Linked DNA regions of Homo sapiens: region 1 is linked to region 2. A link is a loop called in an ENCODE intact Hi-C map of the cell type or tissue named here. Cell type or tissue: ascending aorta. All regions are shown on one strand. Each heading gives the region's core, and the rest is flanking DNA. Links, peaks and the distances in the headings are about the cores only. Region 1 overlaps MINDY3 (MINDY lysine 48 deubiquitinase 3). Region 2 has its middle 5.9 kb from the start of ITGA8.

The links. Peaks named below come from ENCODE experiments on the same cell type or tissue, not always from the same donor. Only the 100,000 strongest peaks of a DNase experiment are listed, where the experiment ranks them.
Region 1: it touches region 2 in a loop (3-fold over the local background); 4 of 110 quality-filtered maps call a loop at or near these places.

What each region holds. Positions count from the first base shown.
Region 1 is chr10:15,784,688-15,790,072 of GRCh38, reverse strand. MINDY3 (MINDY lysine 48 deubiquitinase 3) reads left to right here. Exons shown (of 15, transcript NM_024948.4): 12 at 754-826; 13 at 3,425-3,512. All of the region lies in intron 1 of LOC124902383 (a long non-coding RNA gene), which reads right to left. Among named protein-coding and RNA genes, the nearest start is that of ITGA8, 67 kb to the right of the region's middle. In ascending aorta, for the core only: no CTCF peak of the experiment used is centred there; no DNase peak of the experiment used is centred there; H3K4me3 peaks cover 350 bases; H3K27ac peaks cover 5,000 bases.
Region 2 is chr10:15,723,098-15,728,482 of GRCh38, reverse strand. No RefSeq gene overlaps it. Among named protein-coding and RNA genes, the nearest start is that of ITGA8, 5.9 kb to the right of the region's middle. In ascending aorta, for the core only: a CTCF peak has its summit at 2,554 (motif pointing right); a DNase peak (open chromatin) is centred at 2,628; H3K4me3 peaks cover 2,180 bases; H3K27ac peaks cover 4,149 bases.

The DNA.
Region 1 (5,385 bases), core at 138-5,137, 62 kb before region 2:
ATTTAAAGCTGAGACAATCTTCAGGAATGAGTAAATGGATAGGGAAAATTGGGCACTGTACATTTAAGGAATAAACAACTTTTGTTTAAAACCACTCTCATTTCAAACTACCCCACAAGGACTTTGTGTGTGTCATGGTCTGTTGCATCATCAGAGTTTGGACCATTTTCCATAAAGTAGTCATCATCAGCATTAGTTTGACTCTTCATTTCAGGGCTGTTTTTTTTAAACCTACAGCTTTCATTTAAATCACCAAGTCTGTTTTAGAATACCTTTGCTGTTAATCTGTCAGTTGTCTAAGTATCAGTGGATCACTGACATTCCTTCAAGAAACTAAATAACATTGTGACAAAGGGAATTTGTTGGTAAAGAATTATTTTAATTGAATTGTTAAATGCAAATGTAAAGGTTTACTTTGTTTATTGAAAGATAAACCTAAGATTTTAAGTAGAAAAATATTTTACCCACTTAACGCTGTAACACTGTTTAAAGATCAAGTAATTTGACTTTAAGCTTTCGTCGGAGTTCTCAAGTTAAAAAATATTTTTAAGTATTTGCCGATGTTTCCAAGAAAACAAATAGAAGAGGGTCTCTAATAGCAATAGGCACTATGCCTAAAATAAACTTAAGGAATAGTATGTTAACTCTTTGTATTTTTTATGCGATTTTTTTTTCCTGGAACCTGATCAGCATTAATAGCATTTCTTGAAGTAAATTCTTATTTCAAGTTGTTTCTGATTTTTTCCCCCCTAGATAATGGATTCATACCCGATTCACTTCTGGAAGATGTGATGAAAGCATTGGACCTTGTTTCAGATCCTGAATAGTAAGCTAAATAGGAAGTGTTATTTAGCCAACTCAAAAAGATTCGATTAAGTTTAAGACATATTGTACATTTTTTGCCTTTTTAAAAATCTATATCTGCATATATGAAGCATAGCAATCTATGTAAGGCAAAGATTAAGAAATCGAACTAATCCAATATTATAGCAGACTTGACATACTTAAATTGAGTTTCCTTTCCCACCCAGCAATTACTGTCCTGCTTTTTAAAAAATGCTAAAAGTGTCTTTCTATAAACTTTAAAAAGTTTCTCTGCAAACACTTCCCCACGTCTTAAAATTTTATGTGACATTAGTATCTTCAGTAAAGTAATGACGGTTCTGTGTAGATGGTGCTAGTTGCCCTGCTTAAATAACCAGCAGGCCTCTGACTTTCCCTCTTAAATAAAGATGATCAAAGATATCTAACATTTCTAAATGATTAAATTAACTGACCTGAAACTTTTAGGGATGGCTGCAATATATTATGGCATATCGTTTTTCAGTATTTTCTTAGGATCCTGTCATTGTCTTCATTCTCACTGTTATGTTTTATGCATTGTTACATCTACAACTTCCTCTGTAGATTAAGATCTTTAGTTATTATCCATGAAAAAATAACTCTTCTTAAGTGGATACATGTATTGATCAAATATGGGAATAAAAGTTAAGATAGGACCTTTACTCCTTTTTTCAGCATAGTTTTTCCTTCTGCAAGTTTTTCTAAGAATGCAAAAACTTGAGCTTATCAAACATAATGAAAGAGTTCAGCAAAAGCAACAGGAAACATTGGTAGACACCGTTTTTAGAATTTGGTCTTGTTCCGTTTTTAGATGAGTTCAGTCATACTTTCTTTGAAAGTATGCAATACACATAAACTAGCCACATCTGAATTAATGTGTCTCAAGCTTACTACTCAGAGCTGTGATTTCATCCATTCTCAATAGTTAGAAATATTAATAAATGAATAATTGTTTTCAATTTAAAGAGAAATTCAGAGTGTTGAACTAGTCCAACAAATGGTATGATAGTAATTACTATACTTCTTCTAACTTTATTTCCAAGTAGAGACCATGTTGTTTACACTGCTCTAATTTACAAAAGAGAATTAACTCAAGTAATTTTTGTTACTGACCAGCCTAAGACAAGGAAGAGAAAGAAGAAAGTTTTTTTTTTTCCAAATTCTTCCATAGCTATATATCATCTACCTAATTTTCCTTGTTTTATCAGATGGAAAACGTACCTTGAATCATGAAGTTAGTACAATTGATTCAATCAGGTTGTTTTTCTTGAAGTAGTTGAAAGATTGGACTGAAGTATTCACTCTACTTTGGCCTATTTACAACTGTAATACAGAATGGCCCATGAAATAACTGGGCCATCCTAAGGATTAAATGAATTAAACACAAATGACCCTGCCTTCATTTGTTTCATCATAACTTCCCGGCCTTACTCAGACTCATTAAAATGCCATATCCTTTGTACAGTATACTATACAAGAATGATAGCCACAGGCCCACAAAAGTATCTCACAGGGCCAATACTAGACGTCAGGTAGGAGGTCTGTGAGGCAGCCTGACCCAGGTGTTTCCGGGAGAGATGGCTATGTCAGCGCAGATGCAGCTTTCATAAACCTTAAAACATAGCTTACCCTCACAAGAATAGCTTTAACTCCTTTTGTGAAAGGCACACCTGGTAACTGACCCAGACCGAAGAGGCAAACTGAAAGGAGAGAAGTTGCCCCTGAGGAAGGTGGTTGACTAGAACCACCTGAAATCCCCAAACACAACACTTTGCATGTTGTGTAGTAAGGTAGATTTAACTTGGCCTTTATAGTTTGAGATAGCAAGGAAAATAAAACTTTTCTGAAGACTATTTTCATTTTTAAACCCATTAAACTGCAGTCTGCCTTCTTCTGCCTTCTTCTTCCTTCTTTCTAGTCACACATAACACCACCTGTCACCAGCCTTGGTACACCTGCATTGTAAGGGCTGGTATGCACTTTAGGCTGCTGCTGGACCAATACAGTATATATCAGTCACTGTCATTCATGACGCATTAGCTCTTTGAGAATTAATGTAGCTCTTTAACCTTCAAATTACATTGTCTATGAATTTTAAGCTGCTATCTCATTTAGTTTTTAAAAGTAAGCTTTTTAAGAGATGTTTTCTATTATCTGATGTACCACTGCCTTTTGACCCTGTATTTTAAGCCCAAGGAGAAAAAGAAAAACATTTTGTTAGTTAAATGCCTCATTTGTTAAATTCAGGCATACCTATGAAGCAAAGAGAATTTGCCTTTGGGAAGTTACAAGCTTGAGTTTATAAACCTTGGTTTTTAAATTACTTTACCTAATAAGGAACAATATTCCAAAGTCATCACAATTTAAATTTTAAATAGTAACAGATTACTCTAGTTTAAAAATAACCAAGTTTGGCAAATTAGATGTCATTCCTGTGTATTTGTCATTAAGGTTCTAAAAAGAACAGCTCTTAGTGTTTTTGGCAGCCGAATGTGTTGTAGTACCAGTAATTTAATCATGAAAGAAAAGCAGCTTTTTTTTTTCCTCTGGTATCCACTGTTTTTCTTCTTTCTCCCCGTAGTATAAATCTCATGAAGAATAAATTAGATCCAGAAGGATTAGGAATCATATTATTGGGCCCATTTCTTCAAGAATTTTTTCCTGATCAGGTAACATAGTTGAGGAAATATATTCATTGTTATTCTGTTGGGATGATTACCTGTGATTGTTTGCAGCATTTTCTCTTTCTGTACAATGTCCTAATGCGCAGATATGAGACTGAGAAAACACCGTTACATGGAAACCTTCCCAGACAGAGGGAATGTGTGTTCGAATACGGTAACGCAGTGCCTTGATGGGGAGGGCAGCAGAAGATGACGCAGACACCAGTCTATACACATAATGATACGGAGAGAACAGTTCGGAAGTTTGAGGAGTAAAAAGAGAAAGATTCTCTTTCTCCACTCCCACCCCCACTTTTCTTCTCTCAGGAAGCTGTTAAATACTGTGAGAAGAGGTCAAGGTGGCTGTGGGTAGTAGAAGCCCCTAGCTAGTGAAGCTAAGCTCCTGGAGAATTAAAACCTAAGTGGGTCTGGGCCGTTTCCCATTGGGACATGTCTTCCACTGGGCTTTGATAGGAGCTCAGTTACCTGGAATAGCAGAGGCATCTGGGCCAACCTGAATGTTTTTGAGTTGTATCTGCATCATTGGCAAGCCAGTTCTATATCCAATACCCATCTTTCTGTCTTTGTTCTCTAAGTGAAGCATTTTACCACTAAATCAAATTACTTAACTAGATAACAGATATCATGGTCATTTTATCAGATATCAGTATAGTTTGCACTGAAGTTCATTGTTGCAATAGACATTCCAATTTCTATTTTACCGCTATTATTAGAGAGACATATTGACAAATAGAAAAAATTTAAAAGCAAGAGGGAAAATTTCAAAATATAATTACTAAAATTCAGAATGTAATTGTTAAAAAAGATTGTTAAACTCAAGATAAAATTGTTAAGAAAGAGGTAAGATTCAAAAAGTAACTGAGGATATCACAATGTAGACAATGTAGACTACTGGACTTCTTAAAACTTTGGTCTTAAAGCCTTCATGAAAAATTAGATTTTATTGTCCGACATTAGACCCTTCAGTGTGATATCCTCTTTGTTCACATTCTGACTGGATATCTGGATTAATAATACATTATACCATCTTAAACTTTGAGACAGTATTAATTTTAATTATATTTCAAGGCTGCTATCGGAACTTTTGATAGAAATGTTGATTCTTAGTTATAATAAAAAGAATATTCCTGTTTTTAATTTAATTTGGGGAAGATTTTGAAAAGTGAGAAATGTAAAGTGAGACAGTTACTTGTAGTAATTTTTTAGGTAAAAAGAGGGTTCTAGTCCCTTCTCTTTCGCCTGTAACAGACATTTCCATTTGGTTGTACTGTTTGTTGCCTCTGTGTTCCTCTCTCACTGTTTACTTGTTGCCTGCTATTCTGAAGACACTCTCCACCTGGGCCTGGTTTGTCTCATTGTCTGTATAGTTCATGCTGTTTGCCTCCCACGAGCATGTGATCCTGCTCTTGGTTACCTTTAGAGCAGTGAGTTCTCAGTATGATCTCCAAGAGCTTGTTAGAAATGCTAATTCTCAGGTTTCTCCCTGAAGCAGAGACTTTAAGGGTGGGTGCAGCAATGTGGTCTAACAAGCCCTGCAAGTGATCTGGAGGCCCAAGTTAGAGAACAGCTGCTTTAGAGGAAGACCTGTCACAGTCCCACCTATTCCCATCTGTTCCCATCCTATAGCAGCTCAGACGCCCTCGGTGTCATAGATCTTTTCCGATCATGCCCTACATACCACTGATGTCCCCTTTCCCCTGTAGCCACAAAATGCATAGTGACTCAACACTCCTTTTGGCAATTAGTCACATACTGCCTTGTCCCTAACAGATGAATATAGTGATCATTCCGTAAACTATTTATTTATTTAAGATGGAGTTTCGCTCCTTTACCCAGGCTGGAGTGCAGTGGCACGATC
Region 2 (5,385 bases), core at 262-5,261:
AAGTGATTGTATTTTTCCTTTGGGAATACTGAATAAGCTGTGTTATGCAACTGCGTTTTGACTGTGATCCATCACATGGGATCAGGTATGGAATTTTCCACTTATGATGTCATGTTTCGTGCTCAAAAAGTTTTGCATTTTTGAATATTTCAGATTTGCGATTTTTGGATCAGAAATGTACCTATAAAATGCAACCTGTACCTGTATTTTACAAATGGGGAAACTGACGGATAGAGATGGTAAGTAACGTGCCCAGCGTCCTACAGGTAGGTGGCAAAAACAGGCCAGGGAAGTAAGTATCTGGCTTTAGAATCCATGCTCTTAATGGTCATGCTCTTCTGCCTCTCCGAGGATGAACAGCACTGGTTTCCAAGCAGAATCACACCGTAACTACACTGGGCAGGATTTAGAGCTCAAGAGAGAAAGGCTCATATGTTTAGAGTTCATCTCTCACCTCCCACAAGTGAGATGCAGATGAGTAAGGTCAGACAGTGACTGAAAGCTAGATAGACCATCCTGACCTTCCTTTGAAAAGAACTACAATTTGGATCCCTTCTGTCTCTGGAATTACCATTATTTTGCTGACTTGGTGTGATCATATGTAGTGGCAAATAGTTTTTCAGGAATTTTGTAGGAAGTCACTCTAACATCTACTTTGAGCAAGTCCAACAGGCAAATTGAAAAATGGGCTAAGTTCAATCCATTTGGCTTATTTTTTTTCTCCTTCCAGTAATGCTACTTGGCGTCTTTTTTCTTTTTGAGAATATTTTAACTTTCATCTGCTGGTTTTAATTTAACTTGTCATATTTCTATTTTTTTTGTACATGGGACCAGAGGCCTTTGGGAAAAGAACCCACTTTTTAATACATTAACACAATAAAAACAAGGAAGATCAATTTAAGTCAATGAGTTACGTTTTAGGCAAGCTCAGTAGAAGACAGGAATTCACTTCCAACTTTCAAGTTGTTCGAAGACTTCTAGCTCTAAAAACAGGCTAAGGCATTCTTACACGGAGATAATTAAAATGGTCAAGGCCATCGTCTTGGATAACTTAGGAAGATGCCATCATGGAGACTGTTACATGATAAGTAAGAGGCCTTTTTACTAAGTTACATAGAGAACAAAATGCAGATGCCATGGATGGCATGTGGCATTTTATGGGGGCAGTAAATGTCTTAACTTGTGTATTAGTCTCTTTTCATGCTGCTGATGAAGACATACCTGAGACTCGGTAATTTATAAACAAAAAGAGGTTTAATGGACTCACAGTGCCACGTGGCTAGGGAGCCTCACAATCATGGCAGAAGGTGAAAGGCACTTCTTACATGGCGGCAGGAAAGAGAGAATGAGGACAAAGTGAATGGGGAAACCCCTTATAAAACCATCAGATCTCATGAGACTTATTCACTACCATGAGAACAGTATGAGGGAAACTGCCCCCATGATTCAATTATCTCCCACTGGGTCCCTCCCACAACATATGGGAATTATGGGAGCTACAATTCAAGATGAGATTTGGGTGGGGACACAGTGAAACCATATCAACTTGGTCCGATGTGCTCAGATGAATTCTGCTAAGATTGAACTTCTCTAAATCAGTGGCCCCAGACAAGCCATAGAATTCCTTGTCTTCCAGATCTGGGTAAGGAGTGTTACGATCACAGGCATATATTTTTTAAGTCATGCCATGAACAGTTTGTTTTATTCTCTGGCTTAACTCATGGCTTTAGTCTTCTCTGATGAAAAATATCTCATAAAGCCTTCCCCGTCTTACCTCCAGCCCCATCATTCTCTCACACCACACCCCGTTAGTTTCAATCCTGGCATTTATCCATCTGGCATTTATCCATTTAATTACATTCTGCTCAGTTTGCTTGATTGTTCACCACCTAGCACACCTCACTAGACTGTATGCTCATGAAGGGAGGAACTATATCTTTTTAGCTTAATACTGCATCACCAGAGCTTGCATGGTGCCTGAGACAAAATTGGTGCCCATATTTGTTAAAAGGATAAAAACAATGAATAAGTAAATCAAAATCAGGAAGCCAAGTGAGGTTGAGCAGGACATAGTCTTTGCATGGATCACAGTGACAACTAATTTGGACTTTGTCATTAGTTGGGAAAATATTATTTTTATTTTCATGGGACACTTTCTCCCTCCGAGTCTCCCTGCCTGTCTTCCTTCCTTCCATCTTTCCTTCCTTCTCCCTTCCTTCTTTCCCTCCTTTCCTTCCTCCCTCCCTCCCTCTCTCCCTGCCAGTGTTCCTTTGTTCTTTCCTTCTTTCATTCCTTGCTTCCTTCCTTTCCTCCCTCCCTCCCTCCCTTCCTTTCTGTTTCTTTTTTTCTTTTTCACCTAATGATTTGCAAAGCTATAACAAGGAAATAAAAATCTTAATAAATGTGGGAGAGATTAAATCAATGTTTGTAAACTTTTTAATAAAAAATATTTTTAAAATCCATTTGTAAGAATTATCAAAATTGTAAGGCCAAAGCATTTTTCACAAGGAAGGTTTGTATTATTCCTGGAAAATCCCACACACTTGAATAAGATCACAGACACTAGAGGGCAGTCCTAGACACCCTGTGGTTCTCCTAAAGGCAAACTAAGCACAGCAACTTAGCCTGGGGTTTTAAACACACTGTTATCAATGCATCAGTTGCTCCGGCCTTCACCCGCTTCTGCAACTGAAGGACTTCCCCACTTATTTGTAGGAGGCATTGGGTGTGTCATCTGAGTCCTGTAGCCTCCCCCAGGAGCTGAGTAAAGTGGTGTCTGGCTGCTTTAGAAGCCTATACCTCCCTGATTGTCCAGAACCACATCTATTGCTGCTGTTACCTGGGGTCCATGAAGGTGCCTGCAGCCCTGTGTTCACAGACGCCTACACTTTCAAGTCCTGGGGCGTGCACGGGTGGGAAGAATGCACCACTTCTCATCTTGCCCTTTTTGCCGAGGACCAGGGTGGTGCTGCTCTGAACCCTAGCACTTTATGGTGACTCAGTTTTTTTGTCATAAAATAAAAACCTTGAACATTCCTGCAGGCCCTCTCCCCACCCCCCACCCTTTGCACTGGACTCCAACATGAGTCCCTTGGGGAACTGGAATTCTCAATTGCCAGACTCCTAATTTACGGCTTAGATGCTATGAGTTCCCTTCTCCTCTCAAAAGTTTCCTGTAGTCCTTTTGGCCAATAGTTACTAAATGATCCAGCCCACCAACCCAACACACATGTGTAGGTCTTTCAGCATACTGGAGTGAACTGACCCTGTGGAAACATGTAAATCACTCAAGATCCTGATTACAAACTCAGCCCTCTCCACCCACAAGGGCTGTGAATCTCAGGAAGATTTATCCTCAAATGTCAATGCTTTGGAAGAACATAGCTTTCCACAGTTACCTTCCCTTTGGAGGAAGAATTCTTTTACTTTTATTTTTGTTTAAAGCAGAGCTGCTTTTCAAGGCTTGTTCTAAAAAGAGATCAAACTGGAGTCTGGTTTTGACTAGTGGGAATTTTCCTTCAGCTAAACCAACTGTTGGCTGTGCTTGAACTCCCGCCAATACAGGGGCCAGTGCTACAGCACTTTTAAGTTAAAAGTGGCTAATAAAATCATGAAGGAAAACCATAAAAGAGAATTACAAACAAAATCATCAAAAAGAAAAAAAAATGGTTTTACTATGGGTGAAATTCACCCTCCAGGGACCGAATAGAAAATTTGCAGACATAAGCTGATGTCAGCAGAGACACCTGACACATTTAAAAGTCTTTTCCCCTCAGTAAGTTTAACCATCCAGTTTCTACTAATCAGTTGTTTCTAATATTGCAGGAAAGCTGAGTTCAGTTGGGCAGAAAAAAAATCTGACATAACCTCAATTATCCATTTTCTAAGTAGAGACTGAAAAGCTACCTTCCATTCCTGGTGCATTGATTTTTAAAGCTGATGGAGCCTCCGAGCACACATTGCATTCACACTGGCTTATTCTGTAAATAGTTTAAAATATTTGAAATGTGGTTCTATTAATGAAATAATTATATTGACACTTTCACACCTCTTGATTTTAAGGCATGATCATATCACATAAAGAAATAGATTGAAACACAATCAGAAATAATAATTGGTCATTAAGTTAGACATGTTTTTGATTGAAAAGTATGCACTAACTGGTTAAATGGTCTGGCATTTCTATTTTTAAGTACTTCGTACATGGCTACAACTCAGACATCATTTTTTTCCCCTGTGGTACTCTTTACTTGTTTATTTTTGGAAAGTTTGGGCCAAATCTGTTCCATCTTTGACCTTTGGGTTCTTTTCTTTTCTTTTTAGGGAAAGAACTATGTATACCTTTCCCAGTACGAAGCATACACATATGCTCACATGGATGATAAACAACTCGCAGACTTGCTTTTCTGACAAATAAATCAGTGCTGGTAGATCTTTAAAATGTCAAACTTCTCATTCAGCATGAGACCTGTCACTGTCCATGTGTTTTTTTGACGAGTCCCCAGATCTTACCAATTGGCATGGTTCCCGTATGTCAGAATGATGAAATGTACAAGACACCTATTCAGACTTATCCCTTCTCTACAATTATTGCAATTGGGTATTTTTTTTTTCCTGGCTTCTTGGAAGGTTTACTACTCTCCCAGGCTTTTGGCCTCCCAGGGAGGTCAAAGAGCTTGGAGTTAGTTTGCGTTCCCTCCAAAACACCAAGGTGCAGCCAAACCTTTTTCCACGACCTCTCGGAAAAGTACACAGCAGCTTTATGCCATCTCTCAAGGACTAATCATAGGCATGCCCAGAGGGCAGCCCAGAATAGCTTACTACCTCTAGAAAGGTGGCTTCTCATTATTATCATGGCTTTAAAACCTGATTCCTTATAGATCTAGTAGCATGAGGAACTGGTTTTGGCATTTGATAGGGTTAAAATAGTACGACTTACTTGCCCTGTAAACATGCATATTATTTTACCTCCCCAAACTTTAATGTCCTCATCTGTAAAGCAGAAAGTGACCATATTAAGAATATAGACTTATGTAAGTCAACAGCAAGTATGTTTTAGAACACAGAAATAAGAATATACCTAATTATGTGTCAGTAAACAGATTTTTTTTCCCTTATCTACTCTATTTTTGTTGTTGTTGTTTTGAGACAGAGTCTCACTCTGTCACCCAGGCTCGAGTGCACTGGCATGATCTCGGCTCGCTGCAACCTCCGTCTTCCAGATTCAAGCAATTCTCCTGTCTCAGCCTCCTGAGTAGCTGGAATTATAGGCATGTGCCACCACACCCAGATAATTTTTGTATTTTTAGTAGAGAGGGGATTTCACTATGTTGGCCAGGCCGGTCCCAAACTCCTGGCCTCAAGATGATCCACCAGCCTCTGCCT